Linked DNA regions of Homo sapiens: regions 2 and 3 are each linked to region 1. A link is a loop called in an ENCODE intact Hi-C map of the cell type or tissue named here. Cell type or tissue: PC-9. All regions are shown on one strand. Links, peaks and the distances in the headings refer to the core of each region. The heading gives the core; the rest is flanking DNA.

Evidence for each region. Peaks named below come from ENCODE experiments on the same cell type or tissue, not always from the same donor. Only the 100,000 strongest peaks of a DNase experiment are listed, where the experiment ranks them.
Region 2: it touches region 1 in a loop (11-fold over the local background); 6 of 110 quality-filtered maps call a loop at or near these places.
Region 3: a loop joins it to region 1, with 7 times the contacts of the local background. A loop is called at or near these places in 8 of 110 quality-filtered maps.

The regions. Positions count from the first base shown.
Region 1 is chr6:14,730,078-14,735,447 of GRCh38, forward strand. No RefSeq gene overlaps it. Among named protein-coding and RNA genes, the nearest start is that of LINC01108, 450 kb to the left of the region's middle. RefSeq lists enhancers at 350-1,549, 2,772-3,971, 2,813-2,932. In PC-9, for the core only: no CTCF peak of the experiment used is centred there; DNase peaks (open chromatin) are centred at 3,164 and 3,554; H3K4me3 peaks cover 2,315 bases; H3K27ac peaks cover 5,000 bases.
Region 2 is chr6:14,875,290-14,880,659 of GRCh38, forward strand. It overlaps LOC105374945 (a long non-coding RNA gene), which reads right to left. Exons shown (of 5, transcript XR_007059473.1): 3 at 1-981. Among named protein-coding and RNA genes, the nearest start is that of JARID2-DT, 370 kb to the right of the region's middle. RefSeq lists enhancers at 484-553, 574-633, 1,416-1,916, 1,697-1,886, 4,456-4,966 and 1 more. In PC-9, for the core only: no CTCF peak of the experiment used is centred there; a DNase peak (open chromatin) is centred at 2,022; H3K27ac peaks cover 1,769 bases.
Region 3 is chr6:14,668,083-14,673,452 of GRCh38, forward strand. All of the region lies in intron 1 of LOC101928354 (a long non-coding RNA gene), which reads right to left. Among named protein-coding and RNA genes, the nearest start is that of LINC01108, 390 kb to the left of the region's middle. In PC-9, for the core only: no CTCF peak of the experiment used is centred there; a DNase peak (open chromatin) is centred at 3,229.

The DNA of each region.
Region 1 (5,370 bases), core at 288-5,287:
TGGGCAATCTCAAATTAACCATTTGACCTCTGTAAGCCTACATTTCTACTGCTTAAAATGGTTCTCTCTTTTGTCAAAAAGTCCCTGAAGCTATTACAAAGAGACTAATAAAAACGATCAGAAATCTCTTTGCAAACACTAAAACTTATAATAATAGGATGGATAACTGGGTAACTTAATCTCATAAAAAGTCAACAATATCCCTTATTTTCTCACATAAATGAAAACATAAAGGAATAATTCAGGCTCTCATTTGAAGTCTCATGGTTTCTAATGAAGGCCCAGGTCCACTGTATACTTCTGCCTTCTACTAAGAACTCATGGAGATTTCCCACTCAAGATAATCAGGAAGAGGAAGTATAATGGAAATGTCTAGGAAATTTGGTGTCAGGTAACAGAGAAGTCCCCAGCATCACATTTGTGTAGGACATTGGAATTTGTTCTAGAACACAAAAGTATCCTCCGGTGGTTGGTAACTTTAGACTCATCTTCTAGCCAATTAGAGAACAGTCATATCCACTATCAAATCAACCCAGAGGTCCCATCTCAGAATAATGTGAAAAGGCCCTGTTCACTTTGCCGTCGAAACCATCTCACAACTCTTCTCCTAGTATCCAAATTTCTCTTTCTCTTGCTTCACAGAACTCACGGTTTAAGCAGAGCAAGCCTGTCTGTTTTCAATTCTTAACTTTTCACACATGGCAAACGAGTGGAACTTCTGAGCACTGCGATCATCTGGCTGATGAACAAGCTGTTTTCCATTTCTGGCAACAAATACTTCTGGCTTATCGTGACGGGATGAAAAGGGATGAAAATATACTCTGGTTGGATATTGTTGATAACATTTGTCATCTTTGCAGCTAAAAAAAGCTGGCTTAAAATTTTTTCCTTTGGTGTTGCAGAAAAATGGCAAAAGAAGCGACATCACCGTTGAGTTGCCAATTAAATTGCATTCCTAAATGAAGTAGGTTAGTGAGATCTTTTCCATAAGAAACGCAATGTCACATCCTGAGATAAAGTAAGGACTGGACCAGGAGGCAAGGTCTGTGGGGCCTGGGCCTGGGGCTCCACTGGTGCACGTGGTGTCTTTTAAAGGCTCGCTTTACATGTCTGAACCTGTCTCCCTCTGTATTCCCTTGCTAGGGCCGCCATAATAAACACCACAAACTGGGTGGCTTATACAACAGAAATGGATTTCCTCACTCTTCTGGAGGCTAGAAGTTTGAGAGGTGTCAGCAGAATTGGTTTATTCTGAAGCCTCTCTCCTTGTTGTAGAGAGTCATTTTCTCCCTGTGCCCTCACACAGTCTTCCCTCTGTGTTTGTCTGTGTCCTCATCTTCTCTTCTTACGAGGACACCAGTCAGATTGGATTAGGGCCCACCTTAATCATCATCTTGGAGTCTAAAAAACCAGTGAAGAAAAAGAGGAGTCATGGTTACCAATGTTTCAGGCTAAAGTTGCTTTAGTTCCAGTCTCTCATTTTACAAATGAAGAGACGGAGGCCTCAAGACTCGCCCAAGGTCGTCAGTGATAAGCTGAGACTACAGAGGATGTCACCATGGAAAACAGGTAGACAGTTTCCAGCTCTGATCTGTGCAGCCTTTGTGCAATATGTTGAGGTAAGAGGGTAGAAGACAATAAGGTCTTGTATCATTTTTTAAAATTGGAAAAAGGTCAAGTTTCTGAAAGTGAAGACCTTTGAAAAATATACTTTAGAAGGCACAGAGCAGGAAATGTGTGGTGTGAAGCTCTGGGCTCACCACAATGTATGATGGGCTGTATTCCTTTGCTAGGGCTGCCTTTACAAAGTAACATAGATTGGGGGGCTTAAAACAACAACCGTTTATGTTCTCACACTTTTGGAGGCTTGAGTTCTGACATCAAGGTGTCAGGCACTTGCTCCCTCAGAAATCTGTAGAAGAGAACCCTTTCTTTGTTTCTTCTAGCTTCTGGTGTCTGCTGGCAACGTTTGGACTACAAATGCATTATTCTGTGAAAGGAAAATAAATCTCAGGACCCCAAAATCACTAAGCCAAAGGGAAAAGTCAAGCTGGAAACTTCTTAGAGCAAAACTGCCTCCCATTCTATTCTTTAAAAGATAGCTACTAAGATAAAAGAGCTACGTACCTCCCTTACAATTTGTCCACAAGGAATTTCCTTGCCTCCTTTGGGAAGGCTAATCAGAAACTCAAAAGAATGCAACCGTTTGTCTCTTATCTACCTATGACCTGAAAGCCCCCTCCCTGCTTTGAGTTGTCCAGCCCTTCCAGACCAAACCAATGTACATCTTACATATATTGATTGATGTCTCATGTCTCCCTAAAATGTACAAAACCAGGCTGTACTCCGACCACACTGGGCACATGTTGTCAGGATCTCCTGAGGCTGTGTCACAGGCAAGTCCTTCACTTTGGCAAAATAAACCCTAAATTGACTGAGACCTGTCTCAGATGTTTGGGGTTCACAATTCCAATCTCTGCCTCTGTTATCATATGGCATTCTTTCTGTATGTCTCTGTCTCAGTGTCTAAAGTTCCCTTTTAAGGACACCAGTTATATTGGATTAAGGGCCCATCCTACCCCGATATGACCTTGTCTTAACTGATTACATCTGTAATGACCTTATTTCCAAATGAGGTCACATTTCAAGGTACTGGGGGTGGGGACTTCAACATATCTTTCTAGGGGACACAGTTCAACCCATAACACATGCATCCTGCAGAGCTTCCTGCTCTCCCTGGAGCCTACGGTCATGAGCTGCTGACCCTCCCTCACTTCCCAGACATTGCCAGCACACGACTCATGACCAAACAGTGCTCCTCCAAGACAGAACCCTGGTGACTCGCAGTGCTGCAGACAGGCAGTACGGAGGGGTGATTAAGAAGACATTGTCATTTAAAATAAAACCACACAGTTCTTTTGTAAATATGTGTCACTGGGTATTTAGAACCATCATACCCAACCCACTGCTGCACGTTGGTGGAAATGTCAAGTAAGTTACACACTCACGTCTTTTCTGGGGAGCCTTTTATTCACGGTTCTCCCTGAGTTTGATTTCCTGAGGGAGTGTGCTCACCCGCCTCCGTTTCAGCATCTAACCTTGCCTGTTTCTAAAGTTCATGCTGTCCTGACATTCTTTGCATCAGCACAGTCACCCCTGTTAGTCATCTCCTACCAATTTTCTCTCTTTGTACTCTTTCAGGAAGTCATGTTTTTGCTCAGGTAAAAGAGGTGTAGGAAGAGCGTTCTGCCTATTTGATGATTCATCTCTTTGCTTTTTGCCATTTCTAAATGTTAGGGGGGAAAATCCTTTTGTTACGGGCTTTAGCGAATGGGCTTGGTCAATGGGGTGAGAGAAGCTGCCATAAGCCACTTTCAACTTAGAGCAGAAGCAATCTTTTATCGGTCTTTCTTATTCTTTTGAAGACTAGCATCGTGATTCTCAGGGCCACTGGAATCCACGAGACTGACTTCCCTGAGGAGAGACTGCCTTCTAATGGCGTGACCATCTGCTCCACTTCCTTCGTGTTTGGTCAGTGAATCACGGCAAGTCACAGGCCACCTGAGCATTCTACTCACTTCTTTTGGATGCATCCAGGCCAAAGGCTCAGAGTGTGTTTGAGTTGAGATAGATCTGAGCATATTCAGTTAAATGAGGCCCTCAAAGAGTATGATGGGGAATTATGCCCCACTGCCTCCCAAACTTCAAATGTTGAAGCCCTAACCCTTAGAGCCTCAGACAGTAACTCTATTCGGAGATAGGGTCTGTAAAGAGGTAATTAAGAAAAGGAGCAAAAATGGAGCAAGTTTCCTTCTCCCTTGCGCTATTTCTAAGGTCATGTTATAAAAATCAAATGGAGAATACCTGTCAAACAGTTGATCAAGCAGTGAGGAGAAAGAGAAATAATATTAATTCAAAGGGCATGCTTCAACCCATAGTCAGAACAATCTATTAGTTAATCAAGCAAGATTTATTGATACTCACCAAGAGACTGAATATACAAATGGACAACGGCCAAGCCATAATTAAAAACAACTCCAACCTACAATCTACAGCAGCCAGCCCAGGACACCAACCCATTAGCAACAGCAATCGGCCCAGGAAGCCAGCCTGCTATCATCAGCCAGACCTCTAGAAGTCTAACCACTATCTCTATCAACAAGTTAGGAAGCCAAACAATAACCCCTGTAAGAATCAGCTCCAAATGGCCAGAACTTGACTGACAATGGACAGCCTCCCTGATTTTTGTCCCTGCTTCCAACTTAGGACAAACCAGAGAAAGGCAAATATGCACCCTAAGCAATCACATAGGCATCTGTGCTTCTAGTGAACCACCTCCAGCTTCCCACACCAACAGCCTCCAATCAGCACATACCTGGAGCCTCCCTTTTTTCTACTATGAAGTTTTCCCACTCCTCTGCCCGCATTTGAGTCTCTGCCAAAACACAAACGATAGTAGCTCTGAATAAACAGCCTGTGCTTATTCTTATTTGGTTGGTCTTCATTTATTTCCACACTTCCAAATGCAAGTAAATGTTATGCTAGGCCCTTGAATGGTCAGGGAAAATACAAGGAGATATACGACATGGTCCTTATGCCTAATAAACTTAAAATCTTTGGGACTGGAGATAAAATGCACAAAAAGCAAGAACCACCACCACAATGACTAAGCAAATAATAAAGCCAGTCAGGAATAGTAAGTCTCAAATGCAAGTTCCAGATACTGGACGTAGAAGTCTGGAGAAGAGAGATTACTTTTGGCTGGGGAGGTCAGATATGAACTGAACTTCAGCACACACAAAGGAATTATTCTAGTAATTATTGGGTTCCCCCTTGCTCACATGGTTACTCACACTTGAAAGTTTGCGGTAACAAGAAGGAGCCTTGGCAGGAAGTTTGTTTGTTCCATGACTGCTTTTACTGTCACATGAAGAGTGAGTGGTTGATTTACTGAGAAGTCCCCCTTGTTACCCTTCATAAGCCCCAAGTGAGTCAGGACCTTCCCTTGGTCATCAAACTGGAGACAGGACACCCTTGCCCAGTTAGCATTTTAGTTCAGCTTGCCTGGGTTCTCATTCCAAATTCCTGCCCCCAAATCCTTGGTCACCCCCAAGAGTAGATCTTTATCCACAACAGGCCACTGTTGAACCTAAGGTTTCCCAGAGGAAACCAGAAAAGACTTCCCTTATGTTGGGGTTTTAGGGTACCCAATAAATAGGACCCCTCTTTCCTGCCCAACTTCTGAGCCAATTAAGAGGAATAGGAATCAGGCAGATAGAGGGAAAATATCACCATTCTTTTAAGTTGACAAAGTCTTGGTTGGTGGCTATCATTTCAGGTCCTTGGGCTTGTTAATATTGTACCACTGAT
Region 2 (5,370 bases), core at 131-5,130, 150 kb after region 1:
GGTCTGGAACTTCTGGGCTTAAGCAATCCACTCTCCTCTGCCTCCCAAAGTGCTGGGAAGACAGATGTAAGCCTCCACACCCGGCTCACCTGCCCTCTTAAGCATGCATTTCTGAAGTTTGCAATTCTACCTCTGCGTCATTCCATCTGTTTGAGGCACTTTCTTTGAGTGGGGGCTGTAGAGGATGGGGAAAGAAGACTCAGGGACCATACCCAGGGATGGTAGTCTTAGCTCTTTGGAAATCGCCAGAGCTGATTTGCTGACTTGCACAATCCAAAGAGAAGCGTTTGATGATTTGTATCCCCATCTCCTCTGACATGACTATGGGAAGTTACATAAAGACTTCTGAGATGACGGTGCTACCAATGTTTTCCACAAAAGCACTGGGTTTGGCCATAGTTATGCTGATAAAAAGGCTGAGACATGGAGAAATATCACCACTGTACAAAAGGTCATTTTATCCTTGACGTCCCCAGGCTTCCCAGTGAGAAAGAACAGCAGTAATCATTCATATTGAGTCTCGTTTTTACTCAGCTACATCTTACCAGGCCTTCTTGAAACTGACGTGGACTCTCAGCATGGAAAGTTCCAGACTTAGGGTTTGTTTTCAAAAGAAACCAGATCTGCAGGCTAAGTAATGAAGTGTTAGGCCACAAAATACATTACCTCCCAGGAAAGCCCCTTAAACTCAGGCAAAATTCTCTCTTTATTTACTCACAGTATTTCACCAGAACTTGAAATTGTTAAAAAGTCTCTAACCAATGACACCACAGGAATGGCCCTTGGACAAGTTCTTGGTCAACCTCTGACAAACAACAGGGTGGACAGAAAAGAAAAAAAATGCACAAACCTATTTGCCAGGCCAGGTGAATGATGAGGTTTTTGTTGTTGTTGTTTCCATGTATTTGGCAGATGGTTACACCGTCATTTCTCTTCCTTTTAAAAGCTAATTCCAAATTTTCCTCTCTAGCATCCTATCACCTGAGGAAGCATGAAGACTTCAGGTGGGGGAGGAATTCAGCACCGATCGATTTTCCTTTCCAATTGGTTTTTTTAATGCAATTGATAATAACCAAAGACTTAAAAAGCCAAAAAGAAACTAATTTCAAAATGATCTCATCTTTCCACCTTGAAGACATATCACTTAATTGGAGACTCTCAAACAGAACCACACATCTGTTAACATTCCTGCATTTCCTCTATTGATTACCACAGGTCATTCCATTAATAGGAAATGGGCGAGCCAGGATATCACACTTTAATTTTTATATCATAATAGCTTGAGGATTAAGAGGAGGCCCATTTAGGAAAGGAATCACCCCAGGAAGGGGCAATTAGGAAAAGAGCAAAAAAGAGTTATCTTGCTGACCTTATCTCTATTAATTATGGAAAGTTCTCTCTCTCTCTCTCTCTCTTCAATTTTTATTTTTCTTTTTTTATGGAGATGGGATCTTGCTATGTTGCTCAGCTGGTCTTGAACTCCTGGGCTCAAGCAGTCCTCCTGCCTCAGCCTCCCAAAGTGCTGAGATTATAGGCATGAGCCACCGCACCCAGCTTCTTTCTCTGTCTCCCCCAGTCTCTCTCTCTCTCTCTCTCTCTCTCCCCTCTCAAGAGCTAATAAAACTAGTAAACAGAAAAGCCAAAGAAACTTAGGCTGCTCATGAATATTCATCTGAGGAAGGCTTCTGTCAATAAGGTGCATGGTGGGAGCTGGATTCTTCCCCTCTTCACCTAGGTTGACCAAGGGGGACATGAAGGAGCCCGTGCAAGCTCAGCCTGGGCACCCACCCATGGAAGGACAGCAGCCTCCAGGGCAAGGTCAAGCAGGAGAGGCCCCAGTCAGATTTCGATATTGAGAAGTACAACCATTTTGTGCTGTTTAAAAATACGGATGTGTAAAACCAGAGCGTAGTCATTCTTTGACATGCTGTGTGATTTTCCTACACAAATCAGAGCTTTAAAAGCCTTGGAGGGGATAAATGGAATCACAGGGCGAGTACAACAGGATACGGTGAGTCATTTCAACTTCCTGCTAAACATGAACCCTACAAAAGCTTGATGTGTCTCAGATTTTTTGCTGGGGGTTTTCCTCCTCGATTCAACCTCGGGTTTCTATGGCTTGCTCCTTCCTTCTTTTTATTTCTTTCTATGCATCACATTTGTCCTAGATCCTTCTCGGTCTATAAATAACATCATTGTGTCATGCTGGACACTGGGTTTTAAATGTCAGCATCCTGTGCGCAGCCTTACCCCATGAGATAATATGGTTTTTCTAACTGCATTCCTACAGCACTGAACTAACTGAGGTGTTCAGCTGCTAAAAATTTTCTTAAATGGTGACATTTTCATAACCCCAGGGTTAGGGGATGGGATTAAGTTAATGGATAGAATTTTCTAGAATTTTCTCAATGTTAGGCTTTTCTCCAGTAGACTTTTTTTTTTTTAGGTTTGTAGTTCTTGTGACTTCTTAAACAATGAACAAAAAGAAAAATGAAAAAGGAATGAATGTTTCTCTTGACGCAAAGAGGCAAGAATAGGATTTTTTATATTTCTGAATTAAATTTATTCTGCTTCTGATCCCCACCTGCCTAGCTGGTAGGAAATTCAGTCTCAGTCATTATTGAGGCTTCCTTCCCCCGCCGTGGCATTGTGAGTGCTATGTGGTACCAGGACTTGAATATGTGAGGAGGGAAGGAATGTACCAGGAGGTTGAGCTGTGGGGGCTGCCACTGTGGCCAACAGTCCCTCTCTCTCTGCTTCTGTTGAGCACTGGTTGCCTGGCAAGATCAGCACATCCTACTCTGAAAGAATTCAGGGAGCCCCCATGTAGCCACTGTGTCCACAGATACACCCATGGGACCCCCACCCTAACCCTACAGGCAACCTGCCACAATCCTCAGGAGGCACTTGGCACAAGAGGGACTGTCTGGGAGGAAAAACTTTTCCTCTACCCTCTTAGGTGCGGTGATTGGGGATGTGCAAACTAAACTGGCAAAAGATAGATGAGGACGAGAAAAAAAACAGATTATAATTGTATATGTACACACTGGAATTCACAAAGACTCAAGGAGTCTCAAGGAGGTGGTTAGAATTCAGGGCTTATATGCTACCCTATTAGGGGAAGGGGAGGGGCAGAGGGGCACTTCTGGGAAAACAAATGACTACTTAGAAATGGAGAAGAAATGGCACTTAGGGAAAACAAATGACTTTTTAGAAAGACAAATGTGCCCATAGGAGAATAAAAGGGAAAAATGATCTTTTTGTAACAATATCTGTTTGACTGTGGTACCAATTTCTCATTTCCAAGAAGAGAAGATTAGAATTGCTTCCAAGGAGGGGATTTATAAAAACTGAGTTCTTTTGGGAGGCTCTGCTTTTAGGCAGATAAGAGATTTCATGAACTCAAATGCCTTCAGCTCAAAATAATTTTTTTATGCCACCTTGGCTTATTCTAGACCCCTTCAGGGCCCAGGACCTCCCATGTTTAGAGATCCCAAAGCCAGTCCTGCTCTTAATTTCATGGACTCCCCCACTCCTTACCCACCAACCCAATTCAATTTCTCAACTGTGAACATTTTCTTTCATCCCTTTCCTTTCCCAGAAGGCCCAGTGTAATCCTACTCAAAGGGCCTTTACAACAAATATCAGGTGGAGTTGTCTTCTGGGTACCAACAAGTCATGCTTTGGTCTTATAAGACAAGACTCAGTTTCTCAGGAATGAGGAAGGTGAAAATACAACAGGGAGAACAAAAACACATATCTCAATAAACTGCCTGTCAAAAATATCAATGGAATGACTTAAAAACATGACTGTACTTTGGATATATGTATTTTTCTATTGTAATGTTTCATTGCATGCCCGCACATAACTTTCAGTCTCAATCATTGTTGGGGCTTCTTTCCCACCTCCATGGCATTGTCAGAATTGCTGGTATAATTATTTTACATTTATGGCCAGACACGGTGGCTCACACCTGTAATCCCAGCACTTTGGGAGGCCAAGGTGGGCGGCTCACCTGAGGTCAGGAGTTTGAGACCAGCCCGGCCAACATGGTGAAACCCCATCTCTACTAAAAGTACAAAAATTAGCCGGGCATGGTGATGCATGTCTGTAATCCCAGCTACTCAGGAGGCTGAGGCAGGAGAATCAGGAGGCAGAGGTTACAGTGAGCCAAGATCATGCCACTGCACTCCAGCCTGGGCAAGAGAGTGAGACTCTGTCTCAAAAAAAAAAAAAAAAAAAAAAAAAAATTTTTACATCTGTGATAGTCTGCCAAAAGCACCTGATTTTCAAGTTCTATATCCCCTGAACAAGTTGCAAACTACTGATATTGTATATGTGAAAATAACTTGTGCCCTGCCAAGCACATGGTGGGTGTAGAACAATGGCCTGTGTATTCTGAATAATACCATCTGATTCAATGTGGGGGAGGGAAAAAAGAGAATGAAATGTGTCTTGGGGAAGAGGGGCCACTCGCCAAGAAAAGGTGTGATCATGGCCCCCTTAGAACTGAGATCAGAAGATTTATCAGAGTATAGAAAGATTGCCAGATGAAAAACAAGATGCCCAGTTAAATTTGAATTTCAGAGAAATAATCACATTTTAAAATACAAGTATATATTATATGATATTTGGGACATACTTATACTAAAAAACATTCATGGTTTATCTGGTCAAATCTAACTGAGTATCCTATATTTTCATTTGCTAAATCTGGCAACCCTAATTACAGGGCCCTTCTAAACTATCAGCTTAAACCATTGGTAACATGGATACTGCACCCGACAGCGCCGGATTTGAAAGGGTGCCCTAAAGTAGACACCAAGGTGGGTAGGTCGAATAATGTAGCACATCATGTCAACATTGCTGCTGGCCTCCAGGCCTGCATCGCTTTTCTCTGCCGCAAGCTGGAGCTGGCACTGTTTTGGTAGCAATGGTTGCTGTGCCCTGGGCAGCAGGCAGCAAGGCATCCTGCAGGACCAGGGAGCCCTTGGCTGGGAACATTCTGTTTCCTTCACAGGTTCCTCTTCAGCCTCCAGTCCAAGGCCCAGTCTTGGGCCCCCGCTCTCCTTTCTTCACGCTTTCTCTAAAAGAACATTTTTCCAGGCTCACACTTTCTTTCAATCATCACCTCTAAGCGGATTTAGTCTCCAGGGGCTCAGGCAGCAGCCCCACTGTTGAGCTGCACTTGGGTTCCTCATCATGTTCTTAAACTCAAACAGGCAAAACAAAACTCACAACCCTCCCTCCAGACCAGCAGCCCCTCCTCGTGTCTTTGGGTAGCCCTGGTCTCTATTAGTCCAACCCCTGGTGGCATCTTTGACATCACTTTCTTTCCCTTCCCATAACAAATCAGTCTCCATAGTCTC
Region 3 (5,370 bases), core at 131-5,130, 62 kb before region 1:
ACTTCTTCAAGGACCTTTGGTTACTTTAAGTGGTATTTAGTGATCATCACTGGGGCTTTAGGGGGACTCATACATTTTAAGACACACATAGCCCTCATAATATTAGATTTCACTCTAAGGATGGAATTTTCTGAGCTATATTTTACACACAGAAAAACTGGGACTCAAGAGAGTGGTTTTACCCCAACTCAAACTCAAAGCAAATGGAAAATTTTGAAAGCTGGCAATATATATCCACTCCTGTCTCCAGATTCTTTCTCTCCATCAGTAGGGCTGGGAATTGAACAGACTGTTTCCAAAGCCCAATAGTGAGGAGACAATGATAAAACAGACAGGATCTTGGAGACCAAGACAACATGGAACTGGAGTTCTGAGGCCCTCAGGCCTCTGGTCCCTCTGAGGCCAGGACTCTTTCAGGCCCCTTCTTCTTCGCTGAATTGGCAGCACAAATGAGTGTGAGCTGGTGTTTCCTGAAGGAAACCAGTACCTATGGGCAGAGACTATGAAAAAAAGGGTGCACTAAAAGTTCCATAAGAAGTGTTGGCCGGGCGCGGTGGCTCACGCCTGTAATTCCAGCACTTTGGGAGGCCAATGCAGGCAGATCACGAGGTCGAGAGATCGAGACCATCCTGGCTAACATGGTGAAACCCTGTCTCTACTAAAAATACAAAAATTAGCTGGGCATGGTGGTGGGCACCTGCAGTCCCAGCTACTTGGGAGGCTGAGGCAGGGGAATCGCTTGAACCTGGGCTAGCCTCGCAACAGAGTGAGATTCCGTCTCAAAAAGAAAGAAGGAAGGAAGGAAGGAAGGAAGGGATGGATCAACTTTACCTAAAATGTAGGGAGGTGAAGAAGGGATCCCCTTTGATATTAAAAAATCAAAGACATCATTTTACATTAAAAACAGATCGATGATGGAATAGCATGCAAGATTTACCATTTGAACGTTAAAAGATGTGACTTTGAAGAAATTCCAGGTCCCACTGAACTTGCTGCTTGACTCCTGGGATGCAGAGTCAGGGTCCTCTGCAATCAGCATATTTTGGGGGAGAAGGTGAGAAACTGTGGGGCAATTCTGAACCCACTCTGTGCCAGTAAAAGGGTCTCTTCCTTTATTATAAATTCAGGAAATTTAACTTACATTGAAGAGTCAAAAGATAGGTTATTTGTTTAAAGTCAAGAATTCTTTTATGTAGGGAATTGTTAGCCCTAAATTTCTCCTCTCTTAAAAACTTTAATATATAGGAGTTACCTATCTTGGGTTTAAGCAGAAGCATGTCAGTTTGAGAACAGCATTAAACCATTCTTGGAACAAGGCAGGTTATATATTAGATGTAATATATAGGTGGAAACACACCTGCTGTCTGCAAACACATCCTTCCTCTGCCCACCCAAAAAGGCCTGGATTTTTTTTTTTTTTTTTTTTTAAGCCCTGCAGCCACCTCTGAGTGAGCTCAATAAAAACCTCCACTGCCCAAGTGATGAAATCAGATTAGCATGCTCCAGCTCTGATGTTCTGTGCTGAGGGAATTGGAAGGAGTTGATAATGTGGAGTTGGCTATTTTGCATTTCTCAGTGACATCCTCTAATGAGCTGGCAATGCCCAACACCAGGCTGCTGTCTTGGAGAGATGAAAACAATACAGTGGTCATTTCACATCCTATCATCCTCATGACAACCCACGAGCTACCTACTCCTTGCCTTTGATTAAAATACACAGGATCGGCATGAGGACTGGAGAGCATGAGCCCCGAGAGGGAAAGGGACCAAAGAGGGCTCCATGGAGAAAAGGACGCAGCACCCTAAGGAAATACACATTTTTAAAAACCGCAGCAGTCAAGGGTGACTAGCCTTGGTGTTCCCTGAAATATGCATTATGGAGAACTGTGAGCTATGATGCCTGATTAACTCTCTCCAGTAGAACCGATGAATGGTTTTGCCAAGGAGATCCATTTCTATTTTGTGGTTCGATCCCTACAGCAGTGCAAATTACAGGGGTGAAGTTACCAAGGCAGAAATCCAGCTGCTGTACATTGGGACAACTGGACTAGCTGTTAAGATATTGAAATACTGCCTACTGGTTGACCAAAATACACTCCCCAAGTCCTTCTCCCACCTACCTTTCTTCCCCAAGCTGTCCCTACCCTTCTCTAAAACCCCCAGATGATCCCAACTCAGCAACTCTACTAACTGGGCAAGGGCTGGCACAAGAGGAGCCTGCCAGTGCCCTGACTTAGCATGATAGGTGGCTTCCATTCTCATGGGTCAATGCCACTGCCAGGCTCGCTGTGAAGCAGTCTCCATATTTGATTAGGAAGCCCCATTAGACTTCCTAGCACTGCTGAGCCTTCTCAGAACCCTGCCAACAACCCACAGGGACAGGTCAGGGCCCTGCAGGGTCGTGCTGCTCACCCATATCCTCCTATCCCCCATCCTTGCCTCCTACAGAAGGAGTGCCCACCGGCCCCGGTGGAAGAACAAAGGAAGTAAAGGGCTGCAATCATTCTGGCTCCCAGAGGCCTGGATAACCTTCAACATGCTTGGCAGGCTTATCATTAGGATTTTTTTTTACCGCCCTTTCCTTGTCGCCAGCCCTCTTTAAGCTTCCTAAATTAATAATGATGAAGTTCTTTAAACCATATCTCCAGTCTTTGTTTTTGATGATTTTCGCTCTCTGGGGCCTTTTTCTCCCCCTGTGGAAGCCGTTTACCATTCTCACCTTCATTTTTGTCCATTCTTCTCAGATATCCACAGTGATAATCACCGATTAGGTCATTTTAAAAAGGAAACACAATTAAAAAAAGAAAGCAAGCCTCATTTAGGCACTGCTGAGTCAAACATCGGGCCAGGAAACAATGTGAAATGTCATGGGCTATTTTTCCCAGTGAGAGGACAGATGAAGATGAAGAGGATGACGTGTCTCTATAGGATCACGTATAACATCAAGCATGTAGCAGACAAGGGGACACGGGGGTCAAGACCAACACTTGAACCTGAGCTTGAGTTTGTCTGTGTAACGATGGGGGAAATGTGCCCCTAAAGCAATCAGATCATCCCAAGTAGGTAACTCTCTGCTTTGGGATATGCATCCATCCTTTCTCCGCAATTAGAAAGATGAAACTACCAGGTTTAACAAAGTCATTCTTCGTTCTCCTCCTCCGACCTACTTCCTTTGTATTTCTGCATCATTAGACTTTTCTTATCTCACTGAAGAAACCACAGAGAAGGAGTGTTCCAAAGGACCTTGGGCGGCCCACCTGGCAAGGGAGAGCTTCACTGTGCAACTTCAGCCTTGGGCAGAAGCCAGGGATTCCAGCTGTCAACCTTCCAACCCAGAAGGGGAGTGCTGTCAGCTGAAGTGGAAAACCAGAAAGTCTTAAAGAAAGGAGGATGTATTTAAGAATCACTCACCACTCTGCAACAGGATTTAGCTTTTCCAATTCAATCCAATTCAAGAGAGATGTGTCAGAACCTGTGCACAGTGAGGGAATTTTAGAATTGCAGAAGACAAGCTCCCCCTCAGGGAATAGCTCATTGTTTGGCCAGAAGACAGCTAAAGCTAGCCAGTCTGTAAAACAGTCATGATTGTAATGATATGTGTTCACCAAATCCAGTTCATTCTCTTGCAGGGCACTCAGCTAAACACTCCTGAGTATCCCCTGCAGTGCCTGGTGTGTGAGCTCTGGCTAAGGGAATATGGACAGGAGAGTTAAATGCCACTTCCAAGCCTGACCTCCAAAACCCTTCCCACAGTCTCTCACATGTTGTCTCTTCCCCATTAACCAGCAGAGGACTCTGGTAGTGGAGCTTAACTGTGCTCCACTAGCAGGACCAGAGCTAAGATTCTGCTAGGTAAAGAAGAGGGAACTGCAGGCACCCTGGCCCAGAGGCCTGACACCTGATGCAGCCAGGAGAATAAAGGTAAAGAGCCCCACAGGAGAGAAAGGATTCTGAGTCTCTGAAAAACTGCAAAGAGAAGAGCCTCCCAGCCCAACCCACACTCACACACACACATACACAAGCTGCACTGGGCTGTGATATGAATAAAAGATAATCACATTGTGTTAACCCACTGAGATTTGGGGGTTGTTTGTTACAGTGGCTAACGTTACTTACTCTAGCTAACATACTCTTAGGTTTTATTAACAGATGGGATGAGATAATGCATGCAAAGTGCCCAGTTCTATGTCTGATATACAGTAGGTCCCTAGCATAGCACTCTACCTGAAACATGGTAGGTGCTCAGTAATTAAGGGTTATAAAAAGTCAACCAGTTGCTTTTCTTAGAGGCCCTAGAGACAGCATCGTAGCCAACATGAGCCTTTTGTAGCTGATGAGAAAGACAAAGCTCTCAGTATGGAAAACCAGTGAAAACACAGGGACAGATCTACAGGGAAAGTGGTTAGAGAAAAGGCACACGGGGAAAATTTTTTATAGGAATAGTCATCTGCTATGAAGTGAATGTTTGTGTCCCCCTGAAATTCATATGCTGAAATCTAAATCTCTAATGCCCTGATTTGAGGAGATGGAGGCTTTGGGAGGTAATTAGGTCATGGGGATGAAGCCCTTGTGAATGGGGTTAGTGTTATTTATAAGAAGAAACAGGAGAGCGTGATCTCACTCTCTGCTCTCCTCCACATGAGGACACAGCAAGAAGACACCCTCTCCAAACCAGGAAGTGAGCCATCACCAGACACCAGACCCACCAGCACCTTGATCTTGGACTTCCCAGCCTCCAGTGGGCAATAAATGTTTGTTGTTTAAGGCACCCAGTCTGTGATAATTTATTGTAGCAGCCACATCTAAGACATCACCATATACATTTTCATCTGACTTCTCCTTCTGGACCCTGGTAAATACTCCATCAAATCAGTCAGCTCTCTCGAGTCCCCTTTTCCTTGCCTTAGCCCTACCAAGGCCCTGAGTCTTTCTCTCTCTTGCATGGTCTAAGTGTTCCTCAGTTTTGGCTGCTTCTTCCCCTAGAACAAGACCCCCTTCCCAGCCTTTGCCTGGCCCCTGCTGAACGTAGCCACCCTGGCTTATTTATAAAGTAGCTACTATGTGCAAGGTCTGGCACTAAATAGGTACCAAGCAAGGACGGTGAGAGTGGTCAGCCTTGGGTGCAAAGCAACAAGAGGGCACATTGTAGAAAATGTAAACACCAGGATGACACTAAGTGTCAGTATGCTTTTTATGATCACTGTATGAAGGCAATCCTAAATGATGTCAGCAACGCAGACTACTTCCTGCTGGGATGACTCCCCCTCATAACCCACACAGCCTTTGGAATGTCATTGGAGAAAAAGTCTAAAGCTACCTAGTCCCTGCCCTCAAGTTGCCTGTAGCTCAGCAGCAGAGAATGACAGCTAA